3 separate regions of the Homo sapiens genome follow, and all the other regions are linked to region 1. The links are chromatin loops, found by intact Hi-C in ENCODE. Cell type or tissue: MCF 10A. All regions are shown on one strand.

Region 1 (8,000 bases):
AGGAAGAGAATGAGGTATCCCATCCCCCTCTCTCCACAATCCTCGTCTTTGATCATCACACCCCTCTGTATATATTGATAACACAGATCAGTTGCTAAGCACTTGGCACACTTTATGGCATTTAATCCTCACAACAATGCAGTGAGGTAGGTGTTATCCTCATTTGACAGAAGGTTATACTGAGACTCAGAAAAGCTAAGCAACTTGCCCAAAGTCAAACAGTTATAAGTAGCAGAGCTGAGATTTGAAACTCCCACTCAGGCTTGTCTGACTCCAAAGCCCACTCTAAACCACCACTCTAGTGCCTACCCAAAGCCCAGGGGCCCTTTGCCACCAGTCTCTACTTGCTTCTGATTTGGGGTTGGGTTGGTTTTTAAGAAAAGTAGAGCTGGCGTTAAACACTGACAAACCAGTGGCCACGTGCACTTGGAAGGGTCCTTCAAATCTTCAAATCCTGCCCACGGCCCCCCACCCCCCTAACACACTGAGTTCTGAAACCGTTCTACCTTGGGCTACTGCTATTCAAACCGAGCAGAGAGCATTACTGAGATGCTGGGATTTGTTTTAACCTTGTTTGTCAATTAACAGAAAGACTGACCTAGAAGACCAGGGACTTCATTTGTGTCCTTGGATCTGTAGCTCTTTCATAAGCTATTTGTTTCCCTCTCCTGGGGCCCTCTGCTCTTGTCTGCCTTGAATGGACTAATTAATTACAGAGAAGCCCGGCATTTTGAAATGCTAGAAGAATTAAGCTAGAGGCTGTTGGCAGATGTTTACCTGTTAGTGTCTTAGATACCTGAGTGACACTAGGTTCCACTAAGAGGAAGAAGACCTGAAGAACTTTGTGGCTGAGACTGGGGTGTGTGTGTTACGGAGGGGTGTCCCTGGAGGTGGGAGAAGGCCCAGTGGGGCAGGAAAGTTGCAGACATAAAACACAAACTTCCCTGCCTCAGTTTTGCCAGGAGATGGCTGAGTGCACAGCTCACTCTGACACTGCCCCAAAGGCCGGCCAGAGTGGCCATGCACATGCTGGTCCTCTGGGCAGCAGCAGGCCCAGCTGGGTAAACAGAAGTGCAGGAGCAAAACAAGCCAATCAATCACAGCACAGCTCCAGCCTACCCCAGTCCCCTCCTCCCCTTTCCTTTCCAGCTCCCCCGGGTCTCTCTAGCAAGCAAGTGGGCCCAGGTGGCCTTTGATCTGTCTCCTTTGCTCTTTACAAGGGGGAAATGTATCTATAGGAAGAGTGAGCTCAGCCCCACCTGTGACCCACCCCTAGGGTTCCTTGCGGGGAGCCACGAGCTTCACACATTCAGCTGCTAATGGCAAAAAAGACAGGCAGACCTGGGATGCTTGAAAAACTTAATGTTGGCTTATGGTAGGAGGGCCTGGGGTGGTTGACCTTCAAGGGTTACAGAGATCAGTAGGGCATGTTATCCTTCTCAAGCACTGGAGCATGGGCTATAGCCTATGCTAAGCATACAGAGCCCTGTCAGGGTTGAGCTGAAACTTTGCCATTGCCCTTTTGCCTTGTGGCTTGAGTTTTCCATATACTCCCTGTGTTTAGGCGTGGAGCTCCCACATTTTTGAGATCCCTCATCCTGCTAGCAAATGGATGTATTATCCAGTGTCAAGTCACTGATTCCCAGAGGGCCTTCTTCCAGAGGCCCACACAGTGTCATGTTCCACTGGGCGAAGATCTTCTGACTGCTGTATCCCCAGGGCCTAGAACCATGCTAACACAGAATTTGTGCCGATTAAATACTTGTTGAGTGAATGAATGAACTGGCATAGCGTAACGGTTAAGAGGTTAGTCTCTGGAGTCAAACAGACGGGAATTCCAGCCCAGTTCTGCCAATCTGACCTTGAGAAAGTTTACTTACCTTCCCTTGGCCTTGGTTCCTTGTCTGTAAAATGAGAATAATAGTACATAACAAGACTATTGTGGGAATTAAAAGAGATAATGCATGTAATGCACTTACCCAGTGCCTCACCCATAATAAATCCTCAGTAAAATGATAGCAATTTTCATTATCTTGTATACCAACTCCAAGCAACTGGCCCAGGCTGCTGGGAGTGCTGATCTGAGGATTCTGTGGTCTAAACCTGACTCAGTGAAAAAGAGTACTTACTCTAAGGCCTTCTATGGGTAAAGATGGTAGAAATAGGAAGGCATTTGCTGGGTACATGTGCGTGCTGGGTACGTGTGCGTTCTGGGTAGATGGCCAAACTGAAACCATTTGAAATAGTCTTCAGGGAGAAGTACATTGCGCACATATGACAAGTAGCTTTTTTCTTGAGACAGAGTCTTGCTCTGTCACCCAGGCTGGAGGGCAGTGGTGCAATCTCGGCTCACTGCAATGTCTGCCTGGGTTCAAGGGATTCTCCTGCCTCTGCTTCCAGAGTAGCTGGAATTATAGGTGCGTGCCAAAAATTACCCCTGCTAATTTTTGTCTTTTCAGTAGAGACAGGTTTTCACCATGTTGGCCAGGGTGGTTTACAACCTCCTGACCTCAAGCGATCCGCCTGCCTCAGCCTCCCAAAGTGCTGGGATTACAGGCTTGAGACACCGCACCCAGCCAGACAAGTAGCTTTTATCAGCCACACATGTGGGGGTGAGGAAAGAACTTTGCCTTCAGTGGGGACTGTCCCCCAGAGTGAGGCCTGTCTCCTAAAATTCTAGAGCCATTCATTAGCCCATTACTTGCCTAAGGGTTGGAAATAGCATTCTGATTTTTCGTCAAAAAGGCCCCAGTCTGAGTCTGTTGTCAACAAAGAGGCAGGCCCCAATGAGCAGTCACTCACCTAGTCCTTAGTGGAGTCTTTGCTCTGTAAGCAGAATAGCTGCCTCACCATGTGCTTGAATTTGTCAAATGTCACACACTCTATTTCAAACATGTGAGATTTGACATCATGTGAGCAATATTGCACTCATTTCCAACCCTATTTGAACTTCAAAGGGCATGTCAGCCACACTGGCCCTACCTAAATGTGTGACACTTTTGATCAACTGGTACCTGATGGCCAAGAAGACTTAGAGGCCCATGTGTAATCAGAAGTGGAGCCCAGAAAGGGAATTTTGATTAAAGGTAAATGAACTCAAGTCTTGGAAAGTTTGAGTTAAACTGGAAACACAAAGCACATGAGGTCAGAGCAAGTCTTAAATTCTCTATCTGAAAACACTCCAATGACATCACCTTGCATCTGGGAGTGTCCTTGGGGTCTGGAGAAGTGTAAGCCAGAAAGCCTCCCTGGAGAAAAAAAATTCCCCAGAATCTCTCCAGAGACTTAGCTCCTAATAAAGCTGTGGAGTGGGCTGTAAGGCATACTGTGAGGGTGGGGTGTCACCTTTTTTTTCCCACTGCCTGATCCTGCTTCACTAAATAACAAATTTGCCCATGGGCATTACTTGAAAAGTACGTAAAGATCACCCTGCTCTCCAGAAGTACCTCCTTCTTGGACTTCAGTGAGTCACCGTTTTTACAGCTTTGGGGCTTGACATTCCTCACGTTCAGGGAATTTGGACAGGATAACTTAGGGAGGCCTTAGCAAACAAGAACACGTGGCTCAAGCAAGTGGATGCCATCTGGCCAGTTAGTAAGGCTTGCAGGCAAGGGACACCCAACAGGAAACCAATTATGAAAGTAGTCTCAGGGCCTGCAGCCCCGCCTGGAGGGAAGAGATCTTAGAGATATCCTAGGGCCTGGCTACTTGAGGCCACCAGGGCCTGGATATAGCAGCAGAAAGGGGAGATTTGAGGGCAAAGGAGACAAATGTTTATATTTTGCCTGGAGCCATCCTGGGCAGTCCTCTTCTCATAGTCCCCCTTCTCTAGCAGAAGGAGGGGAGACAGTTGAAAGATTGCCCTCTTCCTTTTCCATGCTCACCTCCCTTTCTTGCCAAATGCAGGAGGTTCAAAAGGGGCCTGTGAATAATTGTGTGGGACAGGCTGCTGACTGGCTGCTGACTGATAAAGAATTTGTGATAGTAATTTTCTAAATAGAGGAAATTTCACCCAAACCCTTTTCACCTCACACCTGGGCAAAAAATATTCAGAATAGGCAAATACATAGAGACAGGAAGCAGATTAGTGGTTGCCAGGGGGAGGGGAGAATGACGGCTTAGTGTGTGTGGGGTTTCCTTTTGTCATGCTGAAAATGTCTTGAAACTACATAGTGGTAAGTATTGCACAACACTGTGAACATAACAAATGTCACTGAGTTGTACACTCTGAAATTGTTGAAATGGCGAATTTTATGTTATCTGTATTTTATCACACAAACACAAAAATCCTCAACAAAATACTACTAAACTGAATCCAACAACAAATAAAATGAATTACGCACAATGACCAAATAAAATTTTTCCTAGGGATGCAAGGTTGGTTCAACATAAGAAAATCAGTCAATGTAGTATGCTGCATTAATGGAACAAAAACTACCTGTTAATCTCCATAGATGCAGAACAAGTGTTTGACAAAATTCAATATTCCTTCATGATAAAAGCACTCAGTAGGCCAGGCGAGGTGTAATCCCAGCACTTTGGGAGGCCTGTAATCCCAGCACTTTGGGAGGCCGAGGCGGGTGGATCACTTGAGGTCAGGAGTTTGAGACCAGCCTGGCCAACATGGCGAAACCCCATCTCTACTAAAAATAAAAAAATTAGCTGGGCGTGGTGATGGGAGCCTGTAATCCCAGCTACTCGGGAGGCTGAGGTGGGAGAATTGCTTGAACCTGGGAGGTGGAGGTTGCAGTGAGCTGAGATCATGCCACTGCCCTCCAGCCTGCATGACAGAGCAAGACTCCGTTTCAATGAAAAACAAACAAACAAACAAAAAACACTCAATAAACAAGAACTAGAAAGTAACTTTTAATCTGGTAAAGAACATCTATGAAAAACCCACAACTAACATCAAATTTAATGGTATAAAACTGTAAGATTTCCCCCTAAGATCAAAAACAATACAAGAATGTCCACTCTTACCACTTCTATTCAATATTATACTGGAAGTTCTAGCTGGGCTAAATAGGCAAGAGAAAAAAATTAAAGACATCCAGATTGGAAAGGAAGAAGTAAAAAATATCTCTATTTGCAGGTGGCACAACCTTAGTTAGAAAATCCTAAAGAATCCACAAAAAACTATTAGAGCTAATAATCAAGTTCAGCAAGGTTGCAGGATGCCAGAAAACACAACAATCAATTCTATGACTAAGCACTAACAATGGACAACTTGAAAATCAAATTAAGAAAACAATTCTATTTGCAATAAAATAATAAACTAATTAGAAATAAATTTAACAAATGAAGTGCAAAACTTGTACACTGAAAACTATAAAACACCATTGACAGAGAATAAAGAAGGCCTTAGTAAATGGAATGACATTTCTTGTTCATGGATTAGAAGACTTAATATTGCTAAGATGGCAGTACTCCCCCAATTGTTCTACGGATTCAGTGTAATCTCTAATAAAATCTCAGCTGGCTTTTTTTTTTTTTGGCAGAAATTGACATGTTGATCTTAAAATGTACACAGTAATGCAACAGACCCAGAGCTAAAAGTGTAACAACTAAAACTAAAACTCAGAAGAAAACATAAGTGTAAATCTTCCTGACCTTGGATTAGGTAAGAAATTCTTAGGATGATAGGACAACAAACACGCAAGTGACAAAGGAAAAAAAAGAGAGATAAATTGGACTATATGAAAATGAAACACTTTTATTTCTAGAGCACAGTGTCATAATCATAGCTTAATGCAGCCTTGACCTCCCGGGCTCAAGCCATCCTTCCACTTCAGCCACTTTAGTAGCTGGGACCACAGGAGTGTGCCACCACACCCAGCTGAATTTTTTTTATTTTTTGTAGAGATGGGCTCTCACTATGTTGCCCAAGCTGTTCTCAAACTCCTGGGCTCAAGTGATCCTCCTGCCTCAGCATCTCGAAGTGTTAGGATTACAGGCATAGGCCACTGTGCCTTCCTAGCATGAAGCACTTTTGTACTGCAAATTAAACCACCCAGAAAGTGAAAAGGCAACATGCAGAATGGGAGAAAATATTTGCAAGTCATATATCTGATAATGGACTTGTATCTAGAGTATCTAGAATTCTCACAACTAAACGATAAAAAGACAAATAACCTAATTAAAAATGGGCAAAGAATCTGAAGAGTCATTTCTCCAAAGAAGATATACAAATGGCCAATAAGTACACGAAAAGATGCTCAACATCATTAGCCATTAAGGAAAGGCATATCAAAACCACAAAGAGATACCTAGTGAAGACATCTATTAGGATGGCTATAATCAAAAAGACAGGCTGGGCATGGTGGCTCACGCCTATAATCCCAGCACTTTGGGAGGCTACAGCAGGAGGATCACTTGAGGCCAGGAGTTTGAGGCCAGCTTGGGCAACATAGAATGACCCCACCTCTGAAAAAAAAATTAAAAAATTAGCCAGTATGGTGGCACACACCTTGTAGTCCCAGCTACTCGGGAGGCTGAGGATTGCTTGAGCCTAGGATTTTGAGGCTACAGTGAGCTATGATCGCTGCCACTGCACTCCAGCCTTGGAAATAGAGTGAGAACTTGTCTCTTAAAAAAAAGACAGGCCGGGCATGGTGGATCACACCTGTAATCCCAGCACTTTGGGAGGCCAAGGCGGGTGGATCACAAGGTCAGAAGTTCAAGATGAGCTTGGCCAAGATGATGAAACCCCGTCTCTACTAAAAATACAAAAATTAGCCAGGCATGGTGGCATGCGCCTGTAATCCCAGCTACTCGGGAGGCTGAGGCAGGAGAATTGCTTGAACCTGGGAGGCAGAGGTTGCAGTGAGCCGAGATCATGCCACTGCACTCCAGCCTGGGTGACACAGCAAGACTCCGTCTCAAAAAAAATAAAAATAAAAATAAAAAAAGGCAGATAATAACAGGAAGTGTTGGCAAGGGTGTGGAAGAATTGGAACGCTCATACATTGCTGGTGAGAATGTAAAGTGGTGCAGCTACTTTGAGAATGTCTGGCATTTCCTCAAAAATTTATAAACATAAATTCCCATATGACCCAGTAAGAGAAACGAAAACATGTGCCCACCGAAAACCTTGTAAATCAATGTGTTCTTTTTATTATTTTAGAGATGAGATCTCTCTGTGTTACCCAGGCTGGGCTTGAACTCCTGGGCTCAAGTGACCCTCCTGCCTCAGTCTCCTGAGTAGCTGGGACTACAGGCACATGTCATTGCACTCGGCATAAATGAATGTCTATAGCATTGCTATTCACAGATAGCCAAAAGATGGAAACAACTCAGATGTCCATCAGCTGACAAATGGATAAAGAAAATTTGGTATATCCATACAATGGAATATTATTCAGGTATAAAAAGGAATGAAGCACTGATTCATGCTACAATGTGGATAAACCTTGAAAACATTCAGCAAAGTGAAATAAGCCAGACACAAAAGGCCACATATTACACGATTCCACTTACATGAAATGACCAGAATGGGCAAATCCAGAGGCCGAAAGATTAATGTTTGCCAGGAGTTGGGGCGAGGAGGAAATGGGGAGTGACTGCTAACATGTAATGAGTTTCTCTTTGGGGATGATGAAAATATTCTGGAATTGAATAGTAGTGATGGTTTTACAACTTTCTAAATATACTAAAACCACTTAATCATATAGTTTAAAGGTGTGCATTCTATGGTATATGAATTATATCTCAATAAAAAACGAAAAAGTTATTTTTGCAGGGAGATAACTGATTTTTGGTTTATAGCCCAGATGTTTATGGAATTACATGACAGTGCTATTATAAAACTTTTAAATTTTCTTCTTCTTACTTATGTAAACAAGTTTATTCAGCCCTTAAATATATTAAAAAATTAGAAATAGAATTGATGCTGAAAGGTGAGAGCATACAGTCCAAGCTACTCAGGAGGCTAAGGCAGGAGGACTGTTTGAGTCCAGGAGTTTGAGTCCAGCCTGGGCAACATAATGAGACTTTGTCTCAAA
Region 2 (8,000 bases), 120 kb before region 1:
ATCTAGGGGAGGGAGAGTTGTACATGTTATGTCTCAATCTTTTCAGACTTCCTAAGTTTTTCTATCTTTTGAGCATTTGCATTTTTCATGTTTGAATCAGAAAAGCCTCCATTTTGGCTGACTCTAGCCCTTCACTCTGGGGAGTAGAATGGGCAGGTAGCCATTAGTACACAGGAAGGGAGGGATTTGTGGTATCTTAAAGCCATTGGATTTTATTTATTTCCAGTTTGCTCAACATTTGTTCCACAGATCTGGAAAGTTTAAAAAGGGGTGGGGATGGAGAGAAAAGGATGAAAATTAACTAGGCCTAGAGAAAAGGATAAACATATTTTCCTTTCAATATCAAACTAAGGCTCAGAGCATTATTATTATTATTATTATTGAAATAATAATAGGCTGGAGTGCAGTGGCATGATCACAGCTCACTGCAGCCTTGAACTCCTGGGCTCAAGCGATCTTCCTGCCTCAGCCTCCTGAGTAGCTCGGACTACAGGCATATACCACCATGTCTGACTTATTTTTCACATTTTTTTCTTTGTTGAAATGGGGTCTTCCTATGTTGCCCAGGCTGGTCTGGAACTTCTGACCTCAAGCAATCCTCCCACCTCAGCCTCCAGAGTAGCTGGGACTACATGTGCATGTCACCAGACCTGGCTAATTTTTTAAATTTTTTGTATAATGAGGTTTTGCCACGTTGCCCAGGCTGGTCTTGAACACCTAGGCTTAAGTGAGCCACCCACCTTGGCCTCCCAAAGTGGTGGGATTACAGGCATGAGCCACTGTACCCCACCCCTCAGAGCATTTAAATCTGAAATGGCTTCTGGGCTTTATTTAATTTTTCTAAAAACTGACCACTGCCGTAACCATCCACATGTCATCTGAAGAGTTGACACTGAGTTCAAGAGTTTGAGGCTACAGTGAGCTATGATCAGCCCACCGCACTCTAGCATGGGCAACAGAGTGAGACCCGATCTCATTTTTTTTTTTTTTAAGGATGAAGATTTGACACTAGTTGGAGAAATGGTTCTACATCTCATTACTAGGATTTTATGAATGTCAGCCCTCTAGCATAAGTAGTAGTTACTTCTTTCAAATTAAAAAAATTTGGATTTTAAAGTAAGATAAGCTCATTACAAAAATAAGAAAATGAAAATGACTCATAATCCCACAACGTAGGGATAATTATAGCTTTGTGGTTTGTTGTTTAGGGACATGGTCACCCAGGCTGGAGCACGGTGGTGCAATCACAGCTCACTGCAGCCTCAAACTTCAAAGGATCCTCACATCTCAGCCTGCTGAGTAGGTAGGACCACAGGCATGTGCCACCATGGCTGGCTAATCATTGTTAATATTTCTATTATTTCTTTCTAGTCATTTTTTTTCTTCACACACACACACACACACACACACACACACAAACACACTTGGGATTTCACTGTATGTTTGTGTATCCTCCTTTCCCCCACTTAAGTTAGACCATGAGCATTTACTCATGTCATTAAATATTCTTCTAAACATGATTTTAAATAATTACATTGCATTTCATAGTATAAATGTTACTGCATAGGATTTCATAGTATGGACAACTTAAGTTTTTTCCACTTTTTCTCTATTTTAAATATTGCCACAATGAATTTCCATGTATTTGTATTTTTTTGTGCATCTCTATTTCCTTTTAGGATAAATCCTTAGAAGGAGAATTACTGGGTGAAAGGATAAGAACATTGTTAAGGCTTTCGAGCATTTTGCCAAGTTGCCCTGTGGGAGAGTTGTACCAATTTGCATTCCTATTAGTGTTTGAGAATGCCTGACTCACTGCATTAACACAGAATATTTTACCATCATATATACATGACACTCTTTTGGATCATTTCAATTCAAATGGCATTTAGTGAGCACCTACTATATGTAGTGTACTGTGCTAGGCATTAGACTCTCTCCTGTTATACAGCATAAGTGCTAGAGGCATAACACATGTACAAAGATGGTTAAAAATGCAAATGAAATATAACAACACATAAATCTCTATGGCCAGGGCTGACATCATTCAGCCTTTAAATGGCTACTCATTGAGTAAAGACACTATGCTAGCTAATTTAAAAATTAATTTAGATCTTGTAAGCACTTAAAAAACCAGAATGCATTAATATGAATCTTGCAAACAATAGAGGTTCCATTGTGATCACTTACACTCTATTTCCTGGTATAAATTAGAGTAGGAATGGAGAGGAATATTACAAATCCACATCTTTAAAAAAATCAACAATCACAACTCATTTGGGTAAAAGGACAATTTCTGCTTTTGTCAGTTCCCTTTAGAAAGTTAACCTGTTGGTTATCAGAGAAGGGGGACACTGAACACACAGAAAACTAACCTTCTTCTGGCAGCTGGGGATAATTTGTCAGTTTCCTTTGAAATGTGGCTTTGTGCTCACTGGTGAAGGCAGCTGGAACAGAAAAAGCATGACAGACAAAAGCTGAAATCCACATGAAGAAAGGTCTTTTTCCCAAAAACTACTGCCTGAGTTAGCAACGGTCAGAACAGAAAGTACATGCGTATCTTCCCAGCAACAAGCATATCTGGTACTAGAGAAGGCCCCCTATGTGACAGGAGGCATTTAGAATGGCTGTAGCCTTGAATAGGGCTGCTGGACAGCATTTGAGCAAACCTTCCCAACCCCATGAAAAATCACACCCTCAAATTAAATCCGTCTAAAACTGTGACTAAAGAAATGAAAGTATTATGTTTTTCAATCAGTCCAAAGCATTTACTATTCTGAAAAAGAAGACCTACTTACTATATAGTGGATGATGGTGCAAGAAGTAGAGGTTTCAGTATATGATTTTCAGTTAAAAAGTAACCAATAGAATAACTAAAAATAATGCTATCAAACTGGAAACAACTGAAATGGTCTGCAACTGGTGAATGGATAAGCTGTGGTACATCCATGCAGTGGAGTACTATTCAGCAATACAAAAGAATGAACAACACATACATGAATCTCAAAATAGTTATACTGAGTGAAAGAAGTCAGTATCAAAGGGTTATATAGTATATGATTCAATTTCTGGGCATTCTGGAAAAGACAAAATTGTAGCAACAAAACAGATCAGTGTAGGGGGTAAAGGGAGAAGCCAATTACAAAGGGCAGCATGAGGGGATTTGGGGGGTAATGGAACTGTTCTATATCATGATTGTGGTGGCAGTTACATGACTTTATGTATTTGCCTAAACTCATAGAGCTGTACACCAAAAAAGTAAATTTTTAAAATAGCATGCTATTTTAAAAAGTGAATTTTTAAAAATCTCATAAAATATTGCTATCAACCATGGGGAGGCAGAAGAAAGAGAGGCAGTTGGGAGTAATGTTAAGTGAGCTAAATCTTCCATTTTTATAACAGGAGTTAATAGATAATGTCCAAAATGGATAAATCAAGAATGGGAACAGAGTAATATTTAGAGATTCAGAAGTAACTATCAGATGAATTGCCAACAGAATCTGTTAAAAAATGGTTGCCTCTGAGGAGTGGGACTGGGGATGGGGAGGAGTGGGGCAGAGAACTGTTGTTTTTTATTATCAGCTCTCTGTATTTTATATATATATATATATATATATATATATATATATATATATATATTTTTTTTTTTTTTTTTTTTTTTTTTTTTTTTTTTCTTTTTTGAGACAGAGTCTTGCTCTGTCACCCAGGCTGGAGTGCAGTGGCATGATCTCCACTCACTGCAAGCTCCACCTCCCAGGTTCACGCCATTCTCCTGCCTCAGCCTCCCGAGTAGCTGGGACTACAGGTGCCCGCCACCACGCCTGGGTATTTTGTATTTTTAGTAGAGATGGGGTTTCACCGTGTTAGCCAGGATGGTCTCGATCCCCTGACCTCGTGATCCACCCGCCTCAGCCTCCCAAAGTGCTGGGATTACAGGTGTGAGCAACCGCACCCAGCTGCCTATTTGATATTTTTAAACCATGCTCATGTATTACTTGATTTAAAAATAAATGTAGTGGAAAATGCACTGGACTGGGAATCCAGAAACCTGATCTCTAACCCTAATTCTGCACTAATTGATCAAATCCCTTCCCCTTTCTGGACCTTGGTTTCTACATCTGTATGATAAAGGGGTTGGACTATACGATGTTTAAGGTCCCTTTCATACCTAAAGAAAATTATAAAATTAGATTACTTACATATCCACAATTCTTTGTTAAATGCCAAGCTATGAAACATGCATTTTTATTTTTAAAGCCGTAAGAGACTAACTCATCAAATTCAACTGTCTCTTTTCAACTGCTGAAGAAACCAAGACACAGATTCACTAAAAGATTCACTTGGAATGACAGTTAATTGGCAACAGAGCTAGGACTAGAGCTCAGGGCTCCTCATGGCTCTTTCTGTTGCACCACACAGCTTCTCCTAGGCCTAATGGAATCAGTCCTGGGCACCAGGGCTGACAAAAATTCCCTTGGACAACACCAGGGGTGTAATTCACATGCTGAAATGGTTTCATTGGCCTGGGAGATGAGTCAGAATTTTGGAAGTGGTCCCTGACATAAGCATGTATGATGCAATACCATAGGCATTCCAAAGTTGATCAAGGCTATGTTAAAATTCCAATTTTAGGATTCCATTCCCTAATAATTGTCCAATAAGCTGCCCTTGGCAGCTACTGCCAGCCTACTGACTTCCCCTTTTGTGTGACAGGAATCCCACTACTCAGAAATATCACCATTCACATTCTGATGTAAAACAATGGGCTCATCCGTTTTTTCTCATCAGCCTTTCATCTCTAGGGCCTCTCAGCTTGTGGCATGATTCACTGAAATACATCAAACATGACAGAAGATGCAAGCATTTGGAAACTTACATCAGCCATCATCAAATTAAAAAGGTATCTTGATATGATTTAGCAATCATCCTTGGAAGAGAGTTGAAACAGACCCCTGACTTTGACCACACCATCTTCCTAGGGAAGACCTTCCATGTTGACCAGTAAGCAAGCTAAAAGTATGTGTTTTGCCAACCATTTCCTCCCCCTTTGCTGGGGCCTGCAGGCTCACTTGCCCCTCATCGCACAAGGTCTGGGGTTTACAGAATAAGGACACCATTATGCAGGGCTATCATTCTTCCTTAGTGGAAACAACACTGCCCTTTGTAAGCTCCCAGCTAACTTCAAAGGGTGTGGCTATCTTTCTGTGCTCCAAGGGAAGCCTCCTCGGGAAACATTGCTCACAGTGCCTTTCCAGTTCTAGAATCTTCTTGAGCTGATAGTCAGAGCAGGCATTTTCAGGCAGCACCCCCACCCCTGCACCCCCCATTGGTGCTTTGTCTACTTTAGAGGCCAGATTGTGTTTTTTAAAACCTACTTGGAAAGCATTTGTTTGCCAACTTTTGTGCTCCCCTCCTATCAGTGCTCCCTCTCCAGCCTGGCTTTCTGCCCAGTTCTGAATCTTGCCTTACCTACTGCCTGGCGTTTACTTCACAACAGCTGGCCCAGGGATCTCAAGTACTTAGTCTCAGCTGCCAGCTTAGGGAAGGAGAGGCCCCTGTAGTTGAGCCTGTGACAAAGACAGCATTTGTTTCCACACCGGTATTTTCAATGTCAACAGCAGTGACAGGCTCCAAAGGGGATCATACCCAGTCACTGCCCACTTGGTGAGAACTCCACAAGCTCAGGGATGTCCATTCATCCAGCTTCAGCTCTCCCCGCAATGCTATGAGATGACTAGAGACCACTAATAAGATTCCCATTTTTATTTGCCCATGGGGAAAGGAGACAAATGGCTGGAGACTGGGGGACTCGTCTAAAGGAATTAATGATCATTTTGTTCACAAGAAGAATCAGGATAGCTGAGTCTGACAAATGTTGGTTTCTGTGATTTATCCATTTGTGTAGCTAAAAAGTGCTATCAGCTGGCTTGCTCATCATTGAGTGACCTGAAGTGATGGATGATGGAGAGGAGGTTGCTGTGAGGGTAGAGGTGGCTCAGTACCCTGCAGGAGCAATGCAAAGAGAGACTGTGCCCAAGACCATCTCCCCGGGGGGGATGGGTGGCATTCCTGCCTTCCTTCCACCAACAAATGTTGACTGTGCCATGCACTGGGATGACAGAGATGACTCAGATGTGCCCTTGTCCTCAATGTGTTCATGGTTGGATGAGGAGAACACCAGTCTTACTCTAGTGACTGAAGGCTAAGACAAAGACTCCAGCCTCAAACTTGAGGAAGGAAGTTCATGTTTCTTCCTGGGTTGGCCAATAGAAAGTGGTATTTGTGGCCGGGCATGGTGGCTCACGCTTGTAATCCCAGCACTTTGGGAAGCCGAGGCGGGTGGATCACGAGGTCAAGAGATCAAGACCATCCTGGCCAATATGGTGAAACCCTGTCTCTACTAGAGATACAAAAAAATTAGCTGGGTGTGGTGGCATGCACCTGTAGTCCCAGCTACTCAGGAGGCTGAGGCAGGAGAATCGCTTGATCCTGGGAGGCGGAGGCTGCAGTGAGCCAAAATCGCACCACTGCACTCCAGCCCGGGTGACAGAGTGAGACTCCATCTCAAAAAAAAAAAAAAGTTGTATTTGTGTAGTTTTTCTAACTGTAGTGATGTGCGTGTGCTGAATTACTCACTTGGATTCTCCTCCTTGAGAGTAGGGTTCATTTTGTCACTAATCTGGCTAGATTGCTTATCATAATGCTTAAAAATATAGCTTTAAACATACAAGTGGCCAATAAACATGTGAAAAAAACACTCAACATCACTAATCAGAGAAACACAAATTAAAACCACAATGAGATACCATCTTACACCAGTCAGAATGGCTATAATTAAAAAGAAAAATAGATGTTGGTGAGGATGTGGAGAAAAGGGAATGCTTATGTACTGTTGGTTAGAATGTAAATTAGCACAACTTAAGGAAAACAGTAGGGATAGTTCTGAAAGAACAAAAAATAGAAATGTCATTTGATCCATTCTCAAAGAACTAAAATTAGAAATATCATTCGATCCAGGAGTCCCACTACTGGGTATCTACCTACAGGGAAATAAATCATTATATGACAAAGATACTTGCACTCATGTTTATCACTGCACTATTCACAATAGCAAAGATAATGGAACCAACCTAAGCGTCCATCAGTGGTGGATTGGATAAAGAAAATATGGTAGCTATACATCATGGAACACTACCCAGCCATAAAAAAGAATGAAATCATGTGTTTTGCAGAAAATTGCCTATTGTGTACAATGTTCACTATTCGAGTGATGAGTACATCAAAAGCCCAAACTCCACCATGGTACAATATATGCATGTAGGAAGTCTGCACTTGTACCCTCTACATCTGTACAAAATATTTTAAAATATAGCTTCAAGATGTAATTAAAGTCACATATCAGCTGATTTTGAGTTAATAAAAAAGACAGATGATCACTTTTGGCCAGAACCACCATCTTCTAGTATTTTGCCAAAATAATGAACACAAAGGGAAAGAGAAGAGGCACCCAATACGTGTTCTCTAGGCCTTTTAGAGAACGTGGGTTCATTCCTTTGGCCACATACCTGTGAATCTACAAGAAAGGTGATATTGTAGACATCAAGGGAATGGGCACTGTTCAGAAAGGAATACCCCACAAATGTTTTCATGGCAAAACTGGAAGAGCCTACATTGTTACCCAGTGTGCTGTTGGCATTATTTTAAAAACACAAGGTTAAGATTCTTGCCAAGAGAATTAATGTGCATATTGAGCATATTAAGCACTTTATTAAGAGCCAAAAAATAGCATCCTGAATTGCATGAAGGAAACTGTTCAGAGAAAAAGGAAGCCAAAGAGAAAGGTACCTGGGTTCAACTGAAGCACCAGCCCGCTCCACCCAGAGAAGCACACTGTGCAAGAACCAGTGGGAAGGAGCCGGAGCTGCTGGAACCTACTCCGCATGAATTCATGGCATAATAGGTATATATGTAAAAAAAAAAAAAAGGCCTCTGGACTGTAA
Region 3 (8,000 bases), 210 kb before region 1:
ACTGGGCAACATGGTGAAAACCCGTGTCTACCAAAAAAAAAAAAAAAAAAAAAATTAGCCAAGTGTGGTGGTACATGCCAGTAGCCCTAGCTACTCAGGAGACTGAGGTGGGAGGATTACCTGAGCCCAGGAGATCAGGCCTGCAGTGAGCTGTGATTGTGCCATTTTACTCCAGCCTGGGTGACAGAGTAAGACCCTGTCTCAAAAATAATAGTAATAGGCTGGGCGCGGTGGCTCAAGCCTGTAATCCCAACACTTTGGGAGGCCAAGGCGGGCGATCAATTGAGGTCAGGAACTCAAGAACAGCCTTGCCAAAATGGTGAAACTCCGTCTCTACTAAAAATACAAAAATGAGCCGGGTGTGGTGGCGCATGCCTGCATTCCCAGCTACTCAGGAGGCTGAGGCAGGAGAATCGCTTGAACTCGGGAGGCAGAGGTTGCAGTGAGCCGAGATTGCACCACTGCACTCCAGCCTGGGTGACAGAGTGAGACTCCATCTTAATAATAATAAAATAATAAAAATTTTAAAAAGTTATGGATCTGGATGGAGGGAAATGGAATGTATAAAAGAAGTAAACATACACAAGAAGATACAAATACAGAATAAAAGTAAAATGCAACCATCATCCCACTACCCCGATACCAGGGTATCCGTTTTTACATCTTTTCTTTCATTCTTTCTGTCTTTATATAATTGTATAAATGCTGCATAAACCTCCTCTTGCCTGCTGCCTCCTCAAAGACCTCCCTCCCTCCTTCACTGCCCTTCTGCTCCTGGAGAGCCACCCTCTCTCCATTTATCCTTCCTATCAGCTTCAGGTTCTTACCATGTTAACAAAAAGAAAATCTTATAAGCCTGTCACTCTCTACATACGCCGCACCTCCTTTCATTCATAGCCTTTAAAACATATATATAGCAGTTATTGTGGTTATTTTTCTGTTCACAAAATAAAAAAACACTCTTTCTAGAAAACTGGAATATAGAGGCAAGCTTTTTTTTTTTTTCAGACGGAGTTTCGTTCTGTCGCCCAGGCTGGAGTGCAGTAACGAAATTACAGCTTACTGTAACCTCTGCCTCCTGGGTTCAAGATATTCTCTTGCCTCAGCCTCCTGAGTAGCTGGGATTATAGGTGCCTGCCACCACACCCGGCTAATTTTTGTATTTTTAGTGGAAATGGGGTTTCGCCATGTTGGTCAGGCTGGTCTCGAACTCCTGACCTTGTGATCTGCCCATCTCGGCCTTCCAAAGTGCTGGGATTACAGGTGTGAGCCACTGCACCCTGCCGAGGCAAGATTTTTTTTTTTTTTTTTAAGAAAACCCAGTTATTCCATTACCCAATGAAACTCTAAACATGTTGATGTACATCCTTCCAAAATTTCTTTTTATGACAACATGCTTTTTATTTTTAATTATTTTTATTTTATTTTAAGGTCCGGGGTACATGTGAAGGATGTGCAGGTTTGTTACATAGGTAAACGTGTGCCTTGGTGGTTTGCTGCACCTGTCAACCCATCACCTACGTATTAAGCCCCACATGCATTAGCTATTGATCCTGATGCTCTCTCTCCCTGCTGGCTCCCCAGCAGGCCCCGGTGTGTGTTGTTCCCCTCCCTGTTTATGAGAACACTTTCTTGACATAAAGATTTCATTTATTCCCATGGAATTCTAAAGGCTTTTCATACTTGTGAAGGAATAATAGTTTAGAAATAAACTGAACTTTAAAAGATACCATTTTGAAAAATAATATACAGCCATCAAAAATTATATTTATGGGAACTATGCAATAATATTAAACTCTATCATCTGTTGACTGCCTCCTATATTCCAGAAACTTTACATACACCAATTCTAATCCTTACAAGAACGCTGTGTAGGCTTTAGCATTAGATGGACCAGGTTTCACCAACTGTATGGTCTTGGATAAGTACCCAACCTCCTGTCCCTAAGTTTCCTCACCTGTGAAAACACGGTTTCTACCAGCTTTCAAATAAGATGATCAATATAAGGCACTTGGAACAGAACCTGACACATCATAAGCACTCTATAAATGTCTATTATCACCAAATAATTCCAGGTGCCTTGAAAATTTAAATGAAAAACAAAATCAAACCATGACAATACTAGAAGCAAATTTAGGTGAACACTTTTCTAATCCGGGGGTGGGCGGGGGCTGGGGGGAGGCAGGGAGAAGACCTTTTTTTTTTCTTTTTGAGATGGAGTCTTGCTCTGTCCCCAAGCTGGAGTGCAGAGGCGTGATCTCAGCTCACTGCAACCTCTGCCTCCTGGATTCAAGTGATTCTCCTGCCTCAGCCTCCCGAGTAGCTGGGACTATACAGGTGCACACCACCACGGCCAGCTAATTTTTGTATTTTTAGTAGAGATGGGGTTTACACCCTGTTAGCCAGGATGGTCTCAATTTCTTGACCTCGTGATCCCATCCGCGTTGGCCTTCCAAAGTGCTGGGATTACCAGCATGAGCCACCGTGCCCGGCTGGGAGAAGACCTTTCTAAGCATGATACCAAAGGCAGAGACAATAAAGGCAAAGAATTGACAGAATTCACTATCCGATAAAAATCACTTCTGTGGCCGGGCGCGGTGGCTCACACCTGTAATCCCAGCACTGGGAAGCCGAGGTGGGCGGATTGCTTGAGGCCAGGAGTTCAAGACCAGCCTGGCCAACATGGCAAACCTCCTGTCTCTACTAAAAATACAAAAAATTAGCTAGGCATGGTGGCATGCCTGTAGTCCCAGCTACTCAGGAAGCTGAGGCATGAGAATCACTTGAACCTGGGAGGTAGAGGTTGCAGTGAGCCAAGATCATGCCACTGCACTCCAACCTGGGTGACAAAGTGAGACTCTGTCTCAAAAAAAATAACAATTAAAATAAAATCACTTCTGAATGGTGGAAAGCACCACAAAGTTAGAGGTCAAGCAATAATTTGGAGAAAAGAATTAGTAATTTGTTGGACAGACAAAAGACTTTTTTAATATAACAAAAACTTTAAAAATTAAAAAAATACACATTCGAGGACATTTTCCTAAAAACACAGGCAAAGGACATAAACAGCAAAGCAAGAAGACAGCTTGATGTGGCCATTTTATCCAGGGGGACATTTTGGTGAGCCCTATGGACACAGCTGCCATGATGCCAACAATGTGACAGCTGTCCCCTTCAAAATGCGTTAGCCCCAGCTCTTCCTCTCCCCCAACCTCCAGTCCAAAGGACTTGCACTTTCTACTTTACTCCTTTCTGCATTGTTTAATTTTCTTTTACAAATATGTTACTTGTCATCAGAAAAAATAAAGAAATAAATAAACTGTTAGAGTGTTAGCCCCTTAAAGGGGAGCAAGAATCACCTTTCTAAAAGAAAGTTTATGTTAAATATAATATTAGCATATGTGAATCCTGAGAGAAAAGTTAACAGTTTAGTTGAGTTATTTCCTCTGTAGTCTGGAGCTAAAAATAGGGAATCTTATTCTGTCCTAAATCTTTTCCTTCCTCCACCCAGTGTCTGTCTGGATCGAATTCATTCATTCACTCAGTAGGCACTCACTCAGCCAGGCATGGTGCTAGGCCTCAGGACCTCGCTGTGAACCAGAAACTGTCCCTACCCCCATGGTGCAGGCATTCTGCTTGGGAGTTGGAGGAGGAACAGGTAAAAAATAATTAAATATTCAGGTTAACGATATATTGTCAGGTTTGAGGATTGAGGAAAGGGCGCAGAGAGTGGCAAGGGCTGCTGTTTTAGATACAGTGGCCAGGAGGCCTCCGATGAGGTGACCTTTGAGGAGAGACATGCAGGAGATGAGGGGACAGTGAAGAGGATTTCTAAGAACACTCCAGGCAGACAGAACAGCGACAGCCAAGGCCCTGAAGTGGGTAGGGGCCTGGTGTGTGTGAGGAACCTCAGGATTGCCATCATGGCTGGAGCAGAGACATGAAGCAAGAAGGCCATGGAGATGAGGGCAGGGAGATCCCGGAGTGGGGAGATCAGATGGGGCTCTGTGTATCATGCAAAGGACTTTGCATTCTGTTCCAAGAGCTGGGAAGGTTGACATAATTAGGAAAAAAGCCCAGAAAAGCAGAGGTATCCATTTTTCATGGTAAAGATGATAATTTCAATTAAAACACGATTCCTGGATATATGTAATTTGTAGGCCAAATGGTGCCCAATCCCTACCTCCCTCACCCCCTCACTTCCCTATCCCTAAAACCTGTACCTCAACTCCCGTTCGTAAGTGATGGGAGTTAGGAATAGAGAAATCTCCCGGTTGGGTTTTCTGAGCAAAGAGGTAACATAGCAGCTCTGTTATTTCTTTCACGTCTCCAAGGGAACCATGACTCACCCTTAGCTATCCCCCGGGAATGTGGCCCTCAGAGTGTTCTTTTACTGATTCGTGATTTTGTTATGTACACCTGGAGTGATGGAACATACCATACCAGCTTGTCAGGGTTGCTTTGTGCAAAGATCGATGACGTGTGTGAACCCGGATCCATGCTTGGGGTCCTGAGTTTCAGGTGCCATGGCCAGTTGCTAGCAGGTTGTATGTGTGTGACCAGCCCCTATGTGAGTCTCTCAGACCCTGAAACTCCAAACAGGCTTCCCTGGGCAGAGACATTCTGTCCATGCTCTGTGGCTTGCTGCTCGAGAGGGATAGATCACATCCTGTGTGGCTTCTTCTTAAATGAAGAAGGACATTGGAAGCCTGTGCTGGGCTTCTCTGGACCCCCCGATGTATATGTATGTATATTAAAGAGAGACCAGGGTCTCACTCTGTTGGCCAGGCTGGTCTTGAACTGCTAGCCTCAAGAAATCCTCCCGCTTTGGCCTCCCAAAGTGCTGGGATTACAGGCATGAGTCACCATGCCTGATGTATATATTTTTCCAGCTCCCTTCTTTTCTGTATCATTTGCTATTACTACCTCTTAGCTATTAGTATAAACTGATCTTGAGTTGTGTAAATCTTTCTGGTGATTCACTGTGATGGGATGATTGTGTCCTCTCAAAATTCCTATGTTGGAGTCCTGACCCATGGTACCTCAGAAAGTGACTGTATTTGAAGATAGGTCTTTAAAGAGGTCATTGTAAATTAATTAATAAGGTCATTAGGGTGGACTCTAATCCGATATGACTGGTATCCTTATAAGAAAAGGAAATTAGCACACAGACACACAATCAGAGGGAGAAGACAGCCAGTCATCTACAAGCCGAGGAGACAGACCTCAGAAGAAACCAACCCTGCCTGCACCTTGATCTTGGACTTCTAGTCGCCAGAACTGTGAGAAAACAAATCTCATGTTTAAGCCAGAACCTAGCACGTGGTACTTGTTAAGGCATCCCTAGAAAACTAATACACTCACTGAATGAGGCAGGTAGCTGTTTCTTTTATTTTTTGAGACAGAGTCTCACTTTGTCTCCAAGGCCAGAGTGCAGTGGAGCGATCACAGCTCACTGCAGCCCCTGCCTTCCAGGCTCAAGCCATCCTCCCACCTCAGCTTCTCAAGTAGCTGGGACTACAGGCATGCACCACCACGCCCAGCTAATTTTTGTATTTTTTTTTTTTTTTTGTAGAGACGGGGTTCACCGTGTTGCCTAGGCTGGTCTCAAACCCCTGAGCTCAAGCAATCTGCCCTCCTTGGCCTCCCAAAGTGTTGGATTTACAGGCGTGAGCCACTGTGCCTGGATATGGTAACTTTTTCATATGCTATTTGCTTGATGATTATTTTTCTGTTTCTGATATAATGCTTTTTATTAGAGAGTTATCTGTTTGTTTTTATTTTTTAATGTTTGAATTTAAAAAATTAGTATAATTTGCATAATTGAAAAATTATATTTGAATAATTGAAATATATTTGTATAACCTTAAATTTAAAAACTATGATAGCGTATACAGTGAAATTTTCCTCTCATCCCTTTTTTCCATTTAACCAGTGCACTTCCCAACAGCCAACAGATAATTTTAGTTTCCTCACTCCCTGAGCTATTTTATGTATATGCAAGTAGATATGTACATACATATTTCTGCCTTGTAACACAAATAGTAGCATACTATACAACTGCTCTGCTTCTTCCTTTTTTTAGCTAAGAATATTAAAAGAGTGAAAAAGATGTACGCTAACAAAAATCAAAAGAAAACTAGAGTGACATTATAAGAACTGATGATGTAGATTTCAGAGCAATGATTACTGCTAGGAAAAAAGGGTCATTTTACATTGATCAAAGAGGTCAACTCATCAGGAAGACATAATAATCCTAAACACTTATGTACTTAACAGAGCATCAAAATACATGAAGCATAAATGAAAGAACCGTGGGAGAAAGTAGACAAATTAATGACTGTAGTTGAAGATTTCAGTATCCCTCTATGAAAATCAGGGTAGTACAAGTACACAGAAAATTGGTAAAGATATATGACTTGAACAACATTATCAACCAAATTGACCTCATTTACATTTGTGGAATGTTCCAACTAAGAACGTCAGAAAACATACTCTTTTCAAGTGCACATGGAACATTTACCAAGATAGACAATATTTTGGGTCACCGCAAGTCTCAACACATTGAAAGGATTCAGATCATATAAAGTATGCTCCATGACCATGATGGAATTGAATTAGAAACCAATAATGTATCTCTGGAAAATACACAAATATTTGGAAATTAATATGCCTTCTAAAAAATTTATGCATCAAGAAGAAATCAAAAGGGATATTTGAAAGTACTATGAACTGATGGCCAGGCATGGTGGCTCACGCCTGTAATCCCAGCACTTTGGGAGGCCGAGAAAGATGGATGAAGTCAGGAGTTCAAGACCAGCCTGGGCAACATGGCAGAACCCCGTCTCTACTAAAAATACAAAAAATTAGCCGGGCGTGGTGGTGGGCGCCTGTAATCCCAGCTACTCAGGAGGCTGAGGCATGAGAATCGCTTGAAGCTGGGAGGTGGAGGTTGCAGTGAGCCAAGATCACGCCACTGCACTCCAGCCTGGGCAACAAGAGTGAAACTCGGACAAAGAAAGAAAGAAAAGAAAGAGAGAGAGAAGGAAGGAAGGAAGGAAGGAAGGAAGGAAGGAGGGAGGGAGGGAAGGAGGGAAGGAAGGAAGGAAGGAAAGAAGGAAGGAGGGAGGGAGGGAAACAAAAAAGAAAAAGAAAGAGAAAAAGGGAGGAAAGAAAGAAAAGAAAGAAAGAAAAAGAAAGAAAGAAAAGAAAGAAACTAACTCACCATTTAGTAACCATAGTAGTAATAACTGATTTGGGCAAGAGTCATCAATGGGTGAAAGCTTGATGAGGAATAGGATACTTATATACCCCCAAACAAAGCCACAAATTATTAATAACAAAGGGGAAAGTAGTAATTTTACAATGGCAAGACACCACTGTAAACGGATAATGAAAGAACATCAACAATAATGGGAAAAAAATGATGCAATTTACCTCCTGCTATGCTGCTCTGAGAACAAGCATAATTTCTGTGGTAGTCCTCCAAAAATGCATAACCTGAGTCTGTTCGTGGGGAGGCATCAGATAAACCCAAATTGAGGGACATTGTACAAAACAACTGGCCTATATGCATCAAAAATGCCAATGTCACAAAGTCTGGGGAACTCTCCCCAGTTCAGGAGACAATTAAATGTAATGTGTGATCCTGGACTGTGAAAAAAGTAACTATAAAGGATGGTATTGAAACAGTTGTCAAGATTGGAGTATAGTAGTAACAAATCAAGGCTAAATTTTCTTATTGTACTGTCGTGTGTAAAAGAATGTCTTTGTTAGAAAATACACACTGAAATATCCACAGGTGAAGGAGAACAATAGCTCCAATTTACAAATGCTTCTGAAAAAATATATATATACACACACACATACAGAGAGAAGGCAAGTGATAAAGCAAGTGGGGCAAGTTTTTTTAAACTGGTGAATCTGGGTAAAGGATATTCAGGAATTCTTTGTACTATTGTTGCAACATTTCTGTAAGTTTGAAATTTAAAGTTTAAAAA

The links. A loop is a pair of places that touch in the nucleus more often than their neighbours do. Peaks named below come from ENCODE experiments on the same cell type or tissue, not always from the same donor. Only the 100,000 strongest peaks of a DNase experiment are listed, where the experiment ranks them.
Region 2: it touches region 1 in a loop (7-fold over the local background); 2 of 110 quality-filtered maps call a loop at or near these places.
Region 3: it touches region 1 in a loop (11-fold over the local background); 4 of 110 quality-filtered maps call a loop at or near these places.

Annotation. Positions count from the first base shown.
Region 1 is chrX:134,714,983-134,722,982 of GRCh38, forward strand. It overlaps a transcript of PLAC1 not described here. Among named protein-coding and RNA genes, the nearest start is that of PLAC1, 61 kb to the left of the region's middle. In MCF 10A, no CTCF peak of the experiment used is centred here; a DNase peak (open chromatin) is centred at 3,529.
Region 2 is chrX:134,599,676-134,607,675 of GRCh38, forward strand. It overlaps PLAC1 (placenta enriched 1), which reads right to left. Exons shown (of 3, transcript NM_021796.4): 2 at 2,376-2,447. It also overlaps the pseudogene RPL21P133. Among named protein-coding and RNA genes, the nearest start is that of LINC00629, 54 kb to the left of the region's middle. RefSeq lists an enhancer at 4,281-5,480. In MCF 10A, a CTCF peak has its summit at 4,475; DNase peaks (open chromatin) are centred at 4,506, 4,826 and 5,456.
Region 3 is chrX:134,508,360-134,516,359 of GRCh38, forward strand. No RefSeq gene overlaps it. Among named protein-coding and RNA genes, the nearest start is that of MIR450B, 28 kb to the right of the region's middle. In MCF 10A, no CTCF peak of the experiment used is centred here; a DNase peak (open chromatin) is centred at 4,362.